2 separate regions of the Homo sapiens genome follow, and region 1 is linked to region 2. Evidence: chromatin contacts called from ENCODE Hi-C or POLR2A ChIA-PET data. All regions are on one chromosome and are shown on one strand. The core of a region is the stretch at or near the end of the contact, and the rest is flanking DNA. Distances in the headings are between cores, read along the strand shown.

Evidence for each region. A loop is a pair of places that touch in the nucleus more often than their neighbours do. ChIA-PET counts read pairs that join two places held with the same protein, here RNA polymerase II (POLR2A). Pooled maps may share reads with other maps.
Region 1: a pooled map shows a loop between it and region 2 (10-fold over the local background). The contact joins two enhancer-like sites. A Hi-C loop is called at or near these places in 1 of 37 single-sample maps with no recorded cell type and 2 of 50 pooled maps. POLR2A ChIA-PET finds 5 or more read pairs at or near these places in 1 of 52 experiments (activated CD4-positive, alpha-beta T cell).

The regions. Positions count from the first base shown.
Region 1 is chr20:58,454,147-58,460,399 of GRCh38, reverse strand. APCDD1L (APC down-regulated 1 like) reads left to right here. Exons shown (of 4, transcript NM_153360.3): 4 at 1-1,299. Among named protein-coding and RNA genes, the nearest start is that of APCDD1L-DT, 58 kb to the left of the region's middle. RefSeq lists enhancers at 1,366-1,475, 1,606-1,745. Within about 2 kb of position 1,904, at least 2 of the 41 ENCODE cell types and tissues checked have a DNase peak (open chromatin) inside an H3K27ac peak, as active enhancers do.
Region 2 is chr20:57,431,594-57,437,965 of GRCh38, reverse strand. It overlaps LOC124904939 (a long non-coding RNA gene), which reads left to right. Exons shown (of 2, transcript XR_007067672.1): 2 at 2,817-3,305. Among named protein-coding and RNA genes, the nearest start is that of RBM38-AS1, 42 kb to the right of the region's middle. RefSeq lists a silencer at 180-411 and enhancers at 2,042-2,101, 4,235-4,314, 5,176-5,225. Within about 2 kb of position 4,910, at least 16 of the 41 ENCODE cell types and tissues checked have a DNase peak (open chromatin) inside an H3K27ac peak, as active enhancers do.

The DNA.
Region 1 (6,253 bases), core at 655-3,154, 1.0 Mb before region 2:
CCAAGATGGGAGCAAGAGGAGATCCTGAGGCTCTGCCTAGGGACGAGGCCTACAGTTCTGCCATGTCTGTAGGTTGTTGTTTAAAGATTATTAATTCGAATTTAGCAATACGATCTCTAAGTGGTGCCATGAATTAAAGATGCCACTTCGGGCTTTCAGTGCTTCTCAGCTTTTGGGCAAAGGGCTTGTGTCTTCAGGGGCAGCTCAGCTTTCCTGAGTCCTGACTGCTGGCATTCGTCTGCATTTGCCTGTGCTTCTGCGAGTCGGACCTCAAGCTGCCAACACTGCATGTGGATAAATCCAGTTTTCCCGGGCCAGCATGCAAAATGAAGAGGACTCCATCTAAGCTGAGAAGCATGGCCTCCCCAGAGCAGCCTGCGGCCTCCAAGCCTTCCTGGCCCAGGCAAATGCCAGTGTGCACCAGGCTGGCTGCTGGGGGCAGGTCTTTGGAGGGGAGCAGCATTTCCAGCCTTCTGAACATAGTTAATAGTAATGACAGCCGTAACACTAACGCGCTCTGCAATTCGCCCTGCCCAGCCATCCTCGGTTGCCAAGATTGCCTGTGCCTGCCTGACAAAGGAAGAGAATCTCCGAATGTGTATCTTTGGGCCCACCCTAGGGAGAGGTCGGGGTCACCAGGCTACATGGCGACATCTAGGCAGCTCCGCCTTGCCCAGCCTCCTTGCCATAATCCTAATATATTGGTGTCCTCTGCTCAGAGGGGACTGTCATCATGGTGGGAACAGGCTGTGCCTCCCCAGGGACTCTGCCCATGTTCCCAGGGCCTCATCTGTACACTGTGAAATTAACTGGCATCCTGGTGGGCCCAAGGGTTTTCAGGACTGGGGGCCAATGACTCACCCCCTCCTTCCTCCTCCTGATCCCTATCTCTAGCTCTTATCACAGATTTTGAACAATTGTCTGTGAGGTTAATGATGGTTTCAGAGGGAAGCCCTTTTCCTCCCTGAGACTGTGTGGGGTTCAGTCAGCCTGCTGAAATTGCTTCCACTTATTACCCATCCTTCCTCTTAAAAAAAAAAAAAGCCCACCAAGTTAGTATTCTCTGTAGCTCTCAGACAGCTACAAGTGTTCCTGGCATATTTACCAAAGTACAAGAAATCATTACATTATTTACGGTCTCAGACTACATCAGGGTTGGGGGAGCTCCTGGTGGGGATGGCAGTGGGTGTCGATGATATGTCCACGGCTGAGCAGGTCTTGTATCCGAAGCTTGAAGTAACCATGCCACCATTTATCATCAAATTTGAACCTTTTAATAAAATTAAACAGCCTGAAAAATGTTCTTGCTGGTTATTAAAGTCAACCAAGGGAATTACAGTTCTAAAGAAAGGAAGTGGAGTGTCTTCCAGAGAATGTGTGAAAGAGAATAAAACCAGTGGAGGTAAACCCCAGCTCTCTCAGTTCTGCTTTCATGCCACTGCCTGTCCTGCTGAAAACCCCCCAGGGGCTTCCACTGCACTCAGAATAAAAGCCCGACTTCTGGCTCGCTGTTGCCTGCAAGGCTCAGCCACGCCTCCACATGCCCCGGCCACACTGGCCTTCTCTCTGTTTCTTGATCACAGGAGCTCTTGCTGCCTTGGGGCCTTTGCACAAGCCCTGATTTCCGCCTAGCCTCTCTTCCCCCAGACCTTCAGAAGTTGAGCACTTTCTTTTCAATCAAGTCTCAGACCAGATGTTGTCTCCTGAAGATGTCACCATTCGCATCCCAAAGAGCAGCCCCATTTCCCTGGTCCTTCTGTCAGTCCACTGCATCACAGTTGTATGTTCTTTGTCATGAAAACTGATCACTGGCGGAAATGACCTTATTTGCCTAGAATGTAAGCTCCAACGAAAAAGACTCGGCTCTGACTCGCTTCCTGCGATCTTTCCGGAAGGGTCCAGTGTGCCTGGTGCATGGTAGAAAGAACTTCAATAAATATGTGACTCAGTAAATGTTGGTTATCCCTGTTAAGCCTCACACTGAGACCCGTGAACGGATCACCTCCATCTACCAGATTCAGCGACCCTCGAGAGGCCCAGCTGAGTCAGTGAGAGGTGTGTGAGTCTCTGCGTCTTGCGCGCGAGGACACTAAGGCACAGAGAGAAGGGGCTGGGCTCCAGAGCCTGAGATCCGGGCCTCTGTATCACAGCCCACGGGCTTGGGGTGTCCTCCTCACTCTTGGAGGGAATAGGATTCCTTGATTTTATTTGGGGAAGGCAATTTAGTGTTGCTTCGTGGGATGCCATCCCTAATGAGAAGGAGTGTGTTGAGCAGGACAGCAGCTTCCTGGATCCCCTCAGTTGGACTTAGTTGCTCTCTGCTCGCTGGGGCTTGTTAGTTTGGGGGCAGGTGATGCTGCTCGGAGCTACGAAGGCTGAAGAAAGGGCAACCATCCCTTTTCTCCCAGGCAGAAGGTCAGGGCTTCCAAGACTCTGGGCTGATAAAGGAAGGGGTCATTTCAGAGGCTGAGGGGCTGAGACTGTCTGGTACAGGGCCAGAGGCCCATGGGCACCAAGCCTTCCTTCCAGCCCTTTGCTCCCGCCCCTTAAGTCTCTGCCCTTCACATAAAACGTGAGAGCGCTCTCATCTACAGACGGGGAGGAAAGCCTAGAGTCCTATTTCCAGATAAAATTAATGTTCTCCATTGCATGTTCAGTCACGTTGAAAGGTGGGGGGTGGGTGGGAAGCCCATGCAGTTGATAATTTCATTGTGCAACTCCCAGGAGAGCAAATGAGCTTTTTTTCTTTAATAAAAAGTTGAAATTGTATACAGCTCTCAGAGGTCCATTAACTAACAGATGCTGGTTATCAAAAGAAGCTCTTTGCCTTTCACTAAGCGCATGCTTTTAATCTCCCAGCGGTGCTACCGGGCTGAACAGCAGTGTGTGGCTTGGTGACGCAGGCCCACCAGCACGTGGCCCTGGTCTGTGCATCCTCTCCTGGGGGCACAGGTGACTCAGACACGAGGGACTGGAGCTTTCTGACGCAGAATGTAGCACTGCATCAGGGCCTGGTCAGGGCTGATTCATACCCATTAGCATCGCAGACCGGAGACAAGCAGGGAAGAGCTGTTCCCACTTCAAGAGGGGACTTGAACAGTAGCGTGCAGCCTCCAGTCCGCTCCTGATGGTTCTGAGACTGAAAGCCTGCTCCTTCTCACACACACAACCCCGCTTAAATGGATGTCAGCATGAGCACAAATGACCTGTCGACATTCCCTAAAACCACCCTTCCAAGCTTCCAGACAGACCCTCCTCCTGCCCACCTGACACCTCTACCTTCCATTTCGGCCACAGTGGCCTCCTTGCTCTCCTGCAGTCCCATGGAACCCAGTCCCTCTCAAGGTCTTGGCTCCAGTTCTCCCTCACCTGGAAGGCTCTGCCCACCTCACCCCTGACCACCCCAAAGATAGCGCCCACCACAGCGCAGTGACTTCATCACAGCATTTGTCAGTGGCCGAAATCTGAAAAAAATCCCGTTTGTTGGTTTTCACCTATTGTTAGCCCCTCTCCTCTAGAATGAGTTCCTTGCCAGCAGGGTCCTTGTCTGTCTTGTTCTCTGTGGATCCCCAGTGTTAGAATGGTGCCGGGCACATAGTAGGAGGTCAATAAATACCAGTTAAAAGAATACATGTTCCAAGACCTGATTGGAGACTCCGAATTCAAGCAGCAAGATGACACCCACACACTATACTGGCCTGGAATTTCGATGTTGCTGACTTTTTTTCTAATCAGATGAGCAGAGCAGAACCCAGGCCTGTGAACTTGAGGACATCTGTTTTCTAGTAGCCAGGATATATCTAGAAAGGCATTGAAGACCACTGCTCTCCCCAAATAGGAGGCCACAGGGCCTGGTAAGAGGTGCCTTGAGACTCCATCTCAAGCTTCTCATCCCCCAAAGGTCAGGGAGACTGGGAGAGCCTCAGCCTCACACAGGTACCCAAGGCTTTCCTTTCTTAGTTTTGGAGCCTCCATCTCCCCCACCCCCGACCCTGCCAGCTTCAGTTTCTTTATCAATAAAATGGGCTGAAACCTGATGGTTCCTGGAGCCAACCAGCCCCAACATCAGTTACGGGAAGACCCAAAATAGTAAGTGATTCAAATGGAATCAATAACGTATTTTGAGAGAAATGGCAAAAAAAAAAAAAAAACAAAAAAAAAAAACGGGTTTGGTGGCTGACGCCTATAATCCCAGCACTTTGGGAGGCTGAGGTGGGTAGATCACGAGGTCAGGAGACCAAGAGTATCCTGGTTAACACGGTGAAACTCCACCTCCTAAAAATGCAAAAAATTAGCCAGGCGTGGTGGCAAGCACCTGTAGTCCCAGCTACTCGGGAGGCTGAGGCAGGAGAATCACTTGAACCCGGGAGGTGGAGGTTGCAGTGAGGCGAGATCATGCCACTGTACTCCAGCCTGGGCAACAGAGCAAGGCTCCGTCTCAAAACAAAACAAAACAAACTCTTAGTGAGGATGGGTCTTTGTCCTGTGATACAGTATGTATTTCCTAGGGGTTATTAATAACCTACTACTCTCACTCCTGCATTTGGCATTGTTTTTAATCCCTCAGGAGAAAAAAAATTACCAAAACTTAGGTGGTCACTACTTCTGGTGAAATCAACTGCCTGTTTAGTAAAAAGAAGACCCACAGACATTTGCTGAGCATCCATCATGTGCCAGGTGCTATGCTGGGTGCCTTGGAAGGAAGGCCTTCCCAACTTCCAGCCAAGATGGGGCAGGCAGACACATGCCTTTAGCTCCACTTCCTTCTGAAGTCCCAACAAATTATGGGAAAGAATTAAAGGGCACAAGGTCACAGGAATAAACAGAAAAGGAAATAAGAACATAGCCAACAGGAGATGTCAGCAAAATTCTGGAATCTGGAAAGCTGATGGGTAATTTATCACTGATGGGAGATTACAGAAGGTGGAAAGCAGGTTGGTCAAAGGGCACAGCTCCGAAGCAAGTCCACTTGTGCCATGAATCCCCCTAAGGCTTAGGAAATGGTGGCCCTAGGCATGGCAGAGGCCAACAGAACAGTAGGGCTAAAAACAGGAGGAATCTTTGAAATGTTTTACAAGTCTGTAAAAGGAATTCTACTCCTAGATCCCATCCCTAACCAATTTAAGAAACCAAAAGTTTAACCCGAAAATCTTTGGACTTAGGGACAGCCCAGGGCAGAGTATCATGCTAAAAATTTAGATACAGGTTAAGTATCCCCAGTATGAAAATTCAAGATCCAAAATGCTCCAAAATCCACAACCTTTTTTGAGTGGTGACACAATGGTCAAAGGAAATGCTCACTGAAGCATTTTGAATTTTGGATTTTCAAATTAGGAATGTTTAACTGGGAAGTATAATGTAAATATCCCAAAATCCAAAAAAATCTGAATTACAAAACACTTCTGGTCTCAAGCAGAACAACATACAAAAATACAGAACGACAACAAAAAAGAACAAAGCAACAAAGAGCTATAATATCCTCAGTGAAAAAAAATATACATACATCTTGGAGCAGGTTGCTGTAACAAAGAATAACTGGAAAAGAAAGATGTCTTGAAAACTATAAATATGTTAGCAGAAAAAAATCAAAAGAAGGTTGGAAATTAAAGTTGAAGAATATTCCCAGAAATAAAAAAGAATTGGGAATTAGAATGGCACTTGATTTCTTAAAGGAAACACTAGAAGCTGGAATCAGTGGAACAATGCTTCCAAAATCCTCAGAATGATTTAAACCTTGTGTTTTATACCCTGTGCAACTATCAATCAAGTGGAAGAGCAGAATGGGACATTTTCAAACATGTAAAGTTCTCAAAAAAATTATGTCCCACATACTCCTTGCTCAGAGACTTGCTAAAGGATGTGCACCCCCAAAATGGGATAGTAAGAGAGAGGAAGCTAGAAATCCAGAAAAGAAGGGGTCCAATCCAGAAGAGAGCAAAAGGAGTTCCAAAGATGAGAGTGAGTGAAGGCCCTGGAATGAGAGCTGTGCAGTAGGCTCAGATAGCAGTCAGTCCAGAGAGGAGCAGGAGAACAGAGAGCTCCAGGAGTGACCTAAGAAAACCAGAAAAATCAGATTGCCTGAGGTGTTGTGATTGTGCTGAGATTCACACTTCTATCAGGGTCTGGGCTGAATTTGTGATAGATACATAGGAAACTGAGCAAACAAGACACTAAGACGTAGTGACTCCGGGAAAACAAAGGATTACACATAAAAGGGAAATATAAGCATAGCACATTTAAGGTAGAGGTGTAA
Region 2 (6,372 bases), core at 3,661-6,160:
AGCAGTTCTGTTGGGCCAGCCACATGCCTAGCCCTAGGGATGAATCAGGACTGGCCTAATCATAGGCATCCCACTGCCCTCTGCCCGAGACTTGCCTTTCAGCCTCCTTGCAGCTGGCGGCAGCCATGTGACCCAGTTTTAGCCACTGAGATGCAAGCCCTCTCCCTGCTGTCCTGCTGGTGCAGCTGCTGTGATGTCAGGAGCCTCTGAGCAGCCGCAGCCACTTCGTGACCATGAAGCAACTGAAAGACACCACACTGAGGGTGACCGAGCAGAAATGTGGAAGGAACCTGGGTCCTTCAGGGAAGTGGAGCTGGGCTTCTATGCTCTGCAGCCATTGTTCATCCGCCCGAAAATGAACCCCTGGGCGACAGGGACAGGGAAACACTCCTCCCGTCAGGCCAGGCTCCTTGAAGGAGAGAGTTGTTAGGATGTCCCTCCACCAGGGATTCTGACTCAACTGGCAGGCGGTTAGGCCGGGGCATCTCCTAAGAGCCCCTCAGGTGACTCTGATGGGCAGCCTCGGTGCACTGGGCAGATGAAGGAAGATGCAAGCGGGGTTGAGTGGGGAAGTGGAGACTCCACAATCAGGACAGGCCAACCCTGTCCCATGAGGAAAGCCTCAAAGCAAGATGGGATGGGAGGGGTCTGCGGTGGACCTGCTGGGTGCTTCTTGAGCTTGATCAGTGAAGAAGGAGAAGGAGGAACAAGGAGAGAAAGAGGGAGAAGCAGAGGGGAGGGCAAAGATCCCAGAGACTCAAGAATCTGCCACCCAGGCCCTGGCGACTAAAACAAGGCCAGGATGAGGAGAGGCTGGTAAGACCCACACCATCCGGAGTGACCTTGCCAGGGGCTAAGGAGGGCCCTTGCCCAGGGTTCCCAAACTTCATGCATTCTGAGGCTCCCTCTGTGACCTTGACCATCTCATCTGGTCTACCATTTGTTTCATACTTTTCTTTAAAATGACTCAGATTTTTTTCTTTTTTTTTTTACTTAAATGTTTATTTTAGCCCTTTGGGAGGCCGAGGCCTATGGATCACTTGAGGTTAGGAGTTCGAGACCAGCCTGGTCAACATGGTGAAACCCCATCTCTACCAAAAATACAAAAATTAGCTTGGCATGGTGGCACATGCCTGTAGTCCCAACTACTTGGGAGGCTGAGGCTGGAGGATCACTTGAACCCAGGAGGTGGAGGTTGCAGTGAACCAAGACTGCACCACTGTACCCCAACCTGGGGGACAGAGTGAGACCCTGTCTCAAAAAAGTAAATACAATAAATAAATAAATGTCTATTTTAAAAGGAAATTCTGTTGCACCAATGTAAATGGAAAACCAGTATCACTTGCTTTGCAGATGACTCTGAAAATAAGCACAGTGGCCATCAGTCGTGTTTAGTATTGACCAGGATTTCAGATGCTGTCACAGTGTGTTCGTAAACTGCCACCTGCACACGCCAGGAGCCTGGGGCCTGCTCTCTCAGATGGAGCGGGGGGTAAGCAGGAGTTGGCCAGTATTAAAGACACATGAGCCCCCAGCTCAGCCGAGAAGAAGAGAACAATCATTGGAGACAAACAGCTATTCCCCTGGACACTGTGCCTACCACACAGGGCACCCAGTGGACTGCGATGGCCAGAGTCCCATTTCTGGCACACTCATCCAGGCCAGCCAGAGTTGGGGAGACTGGACCCCAAGAGCAGAGGTCACATCAACACCCACACCAGCCTCAGGCACGTCCCCTTGTCCCCTTGTCCTCTCCGCACAGGCAAGAGATCCCCAACCTCTGCCCTGTGCCAAGAGCATGTCCGAAATTTCACAACTACCTTTATGTGGCAGGTGCCTGGAGCTGGAGCTATCCTTCCAGCACCTACAACCACGAGGCCCCCGGGCGTCTTCCCAGAGGGAAACACTGGGTTTAAGGGCATCAGTTCAACTGTTCAACTCCCATGAAGGCAGCGTGAATGGTCTGACTCCGCTCCTGGGCAAGCACAAGAGTATGTGCCAATCGGGTGTGTGGGCTGGCCTGGCCACCAACACAGGTCTCTGGGGACGGTGGCTTGCCCGCATTCCAGAACCACAGGCTGGGGCATGCCTGCCGGGCGGCCGGCTCTCTTACCGCCAGGCAGAAGGGGACAGAAGCCCTTTGTCTTCCCGTCACATCCCAGAGTTGGCACATCCCCAGGAGCTGCGGTCACCTCCTCTTTCGCAGACAAGGTTGCCTCATGTTGCTAAGAAACAGCTTGGAGGGAGGGGAACCCAAGCTCCAGGTGGCGCTGAGGTGCCTCAGCTCTGAGCCCCTGAGCGGCTGTGGAGGGAGGGCTGGCCTCTGTTGTGTCCCCTGCTTATTGTAAAATGGGAGGTTCATAAACCACAACTCACAGAGCAGTGGAAAGGATCAAAGAGCTAATGCGTGTCCGGCACCTCGCGTAGTGTGAGCGCTCCACAAGTGTGAGCAAGGGACGTCTGGGTTGTTTTCTTTTTTCCACCTCTCAGTTTAAATAAGGTTGCTGTGAACGCTTTTCCTGCTGAGGGTTATTTCCTCAGATGCAGAACCCCGCCTCAAGATAATATTCGAGGTCGGGGGGTCAGGCAGCTGCGTGGGGCTTTTTCCATGCAGACAGAAGCATCTTCAAAATCGGAATCTGTTTACAGCAAAGGGATGTGTTATTTTCCCCGCATCCTTTGCAGCACTGGGCTTGTTTTATCGATTTTTTTTTCTCATTCGATCAGCAAGGCTGTGCATTCCTCCGTGTACTGTTTAACTGTCTGTATTTCCTGAGGGATTCATGGTTTGTTCACTGCCTTTGATTGTTTTTCAGGTGGTGTCTGGGACAGTGCCTGGTGCTGTCAGCTGGAGCTGGCAGGCCCACATTGGAAGCATCTTCTAAGTAGGAAGGGGAGACAAGGGCTTGAAGCTGGGGGAGATGGGGAAAGCCTCCCGCCCCATCCACGCCATTCCTGCCTTCCCCTCGTCCTGGGTATTTTGGAGCCTGCCAGCTGAGGAGTGCTCTCCCAGGGTTGGGACTGCAGGCGCCTGACAAACTGAAGAGCACTGAAGCTGGAGATGCAAAGAAGAGGGAGCATTGACTATGTTCTTGGAGCAACGAGCAAGTCAGTGAGGCACGCGTGTGACAGGTGCCTTTCCTGAACCCAGCAATCCTCCTCCCCTTTCCCTGGCTCTCCTGGGAACTCCTAATGAAGTCAGAATAAGCCACTCCATCAATTTATGATCCCCAGATGACTGTGTCCCTTTGCTCCTTAATCACTCAGGTACCCAGATTCTCTATTAGCAAGAAGCCCAGAACCCCCTTCTCGAGTCCTCTCTCGTTTTCAATCTTCCAAGGACACCGAAGTCTTCCTTAACCCACTGCTGGGGGTTGACTGCCGAAGGTCACTGATGCCGGGGCATCTTGCCACCACATGGGGGCACTGCCAAAGATGTGTGCAGAATAGTCCTGCAGACACTGCGCTCGGCAGCGGAGCTCATGCTAGGCGAACCCTTGCCTGGGTGTTGGAGGTCACCCACACTTGAGACTTGAGTTTACAGCTCTCATGGGTCACTCTTAAATACTCAGAGCAGAATGCCAAGTGACTCCTCATCCATGCTCCATGCACCCTGGATCCCAGAACGGGGCACATCACTTTCCTCCACCACTGTCGCCCTGCTCGCCACCACCTCCTCCCGCTAGGCCGGGCTTTCTCAACCGCCACCCCTTTGACATTTGGGGCCAGATCTTTCTCCGCTGTGGGGACATGGCAGGATGCTTGGCAGCACCCCTGGCCTCTGCCTATCAGGTGCCTGTAGCACACCACCACTATGACAAGAAAAAATGTCTCTAGACATTGCCCAACATCCCCTGAGGAGCAGAATGGCCCCAGTGGAGAGCCAGTGCCCTAGACTATTGGGGTACCACCCCTCCACGCTGGCCTGGACCCCCTCTACACTGGCCTAGACCCTCTCAACACTGGCCTGAACCCCCTTCATGCTGGCCTGGACCCCCTCCAACTGGCCTGGACTCCCTCCCCTGGCCCCTTGCCTCCCTTTCTTGACATCACAGTAGGGGTGAGCTTTAAAAAAACCACACAGCTCGTGATGCATGTCACGCTAGGTTCAAAAGCGCTGGGTGGTTTCTCTTGGTATTTGAGATCCACACCTCTGCCTTAGTGCCCGGGCCCTGCAGGGCCTGACCTCACCCCTGTCTCCAGCTTGACTGGCTCCCACACCAGGCACAAGAGCCCTGGCTGTGACATCAGCACGCTCTGTCCTCTCTGCCTTAAGCCCTGTTCAGTCTGTCGCTGCATTCCAGGCCCTTCCACACCCCAGGGGCCTGCAGAGGCCCTGGGACCCCGCCCCTGGTGTTGCCCACTCTACTACGCCTCTTGGTCCATCTGCCTGATTTATGCCTTCATTACCTTTCCTTAGTTATATCCGGTTTCTGTTTTATTAGTTTATTTTTATTGTATTTACTTCTGTCATTCCCATTAGACTGTCAGCTCCGTGAAGGCAGGGGCCTGTCTTGTTCCCTGCCGTATCCCCAGAGTCTAGAACGGCACCTGGGTTGTGGGAGGCACCCAGAAAACACCAGGTCCCTGAAGGAATGAATGAAATGGGAGTGGGCTTCTCTTGTCCTGGAAATGGGCCTTGTCCCCCACATGGCTGTGGAGCTGCAGAGGGGGAGGCTGGAACTACTGTCCTATGGGCCCCTGTGGGCTCAAGAATCCTGCACTCAGCCTAGGACCTGCAGGCTTCGTGTCTCTGGCTCTTGGGAAACAGGTGGAAACTTCCTTCCCGAGAGCCGGAAGCAGCCGCAGGCCCCGCCACACCCAGCCCTGGCCCAGCTCAAGGCGAGGCCCTGGGTCTAAATATAGAAAGTGGGTTGTGAGAGGGCGGGTTTCTTCTCTGGTGAGAGGAAGTGGCTGCTCTGATTAAAACCGGGGTTTGTTCACCCCTCATTGAGACAGTCCTCCCCACCAGCCAGGAAGAAAGGAAATGTGGCAAAATGAACCCAGCCAATGGGGCCTTCCAAAAAGGCCCGGAGAAAGCACCCGGGGGGCAGATGGTCTCTTGTTCCTCCCTGGGGAATGGCTGGGAACCCTGCAGTGAGACACAGGGGCTGCGTGTCCCTGAGCCAACTCTAGCCGCTCTGGGTCTCAGTTTGAAAAAAAAGGGATTGGCCAGATTTGATTTTCAAAGCTGATGTTACCTGGTATTGCCTGAATCAGGAGCTCTCTGAGTCTCAGTTTCCCTATCTGCAGAATGGGTTGATGATGACCATGCCTGTAACAGAACGGCTAGTAGGATTCAAGGAGGCAGTGTGTGTGGCTGGCCTAGGGCAGAGCTGGCACATGACCAGGGCTCCGAAGGTGCTCGCTGTTGTCAGATGTCCACATGAAGTTTGACAAAATGAACGCAGAGCCCCTTGTTGAAACATTACCAGGAATTTCAAGATGGGCTGGGCGCAGTGGCTCATGCCTATAATCCCAGCACTTTAGGAGGCCGAGGCAGGCGGATCGCTTGAGGTCAGGAGTTCAAGACCAGCCTGACCAACATGGTGAGACCCTGTCTCTACTAAAAATACAAAAATTAGCCAGGAATGTGGTGCACGCCTGTAATCCCAGCTACTCAGGAGGCTGAGACAGGAGAATCACTTGAACCTGGGAGGCGGAGTTTGCAGTGAGTGGAGATCATGCCCATGGGTGACAGAGTGAGAACTCTGTCTCAGAAAAAAAAAAAGAAAGAAGAATTTCAAGATGGTAACAGCAGAGCAGGAAACCCTGAGCAGGGCCCTTCCGAGCCCTGCGTGACTGTCCTGGCTTCTGAGCCCTGAGTGACTGTCCTGGCTTCTGAGCCCTGCGTGACTGTCCTGGATCATGCATCCTGATAGGATGATTTCTATCAGAGGAGCCTCGGGGAGCCTACAGAGCAGTGCACAGCCCCCAAGCCCACCCCCAGCCCAGGCCCACGCTTCCCCCACCCCCGACCCGCTGCCCTGCTGCAGTTCCACGGATGGCCCGTTTGAAGAAGGTGATGAAAGTAGTAAAAAGGTGATGATGCCCAAATGCCAGTCCTCGGGGGACGGGTGTGACAGGGCTGAGCCCTGGGGTGGGTGGGGGCTGCTCTTCCAAGAATGGGCCTCACCTATACCCCTCCTCCCTGGACCTCAACATGTCATCAGTGGAAAACACAAAATCGAAGCACTGTGCACAGCGCAGATCATTCTCATGTGAGCTGTTTCACTGGTGCACACAAAACTATGGTCCTGCAAATTGCTGTAATCATAAATAGGCAGGTGAGGCCAGGCGCCGTGGCTTATGCCTGTAATCCCACTCAAGCCCTGAGCTTGACCCTGGCAAGCCAGGACCACCATCTCCAGA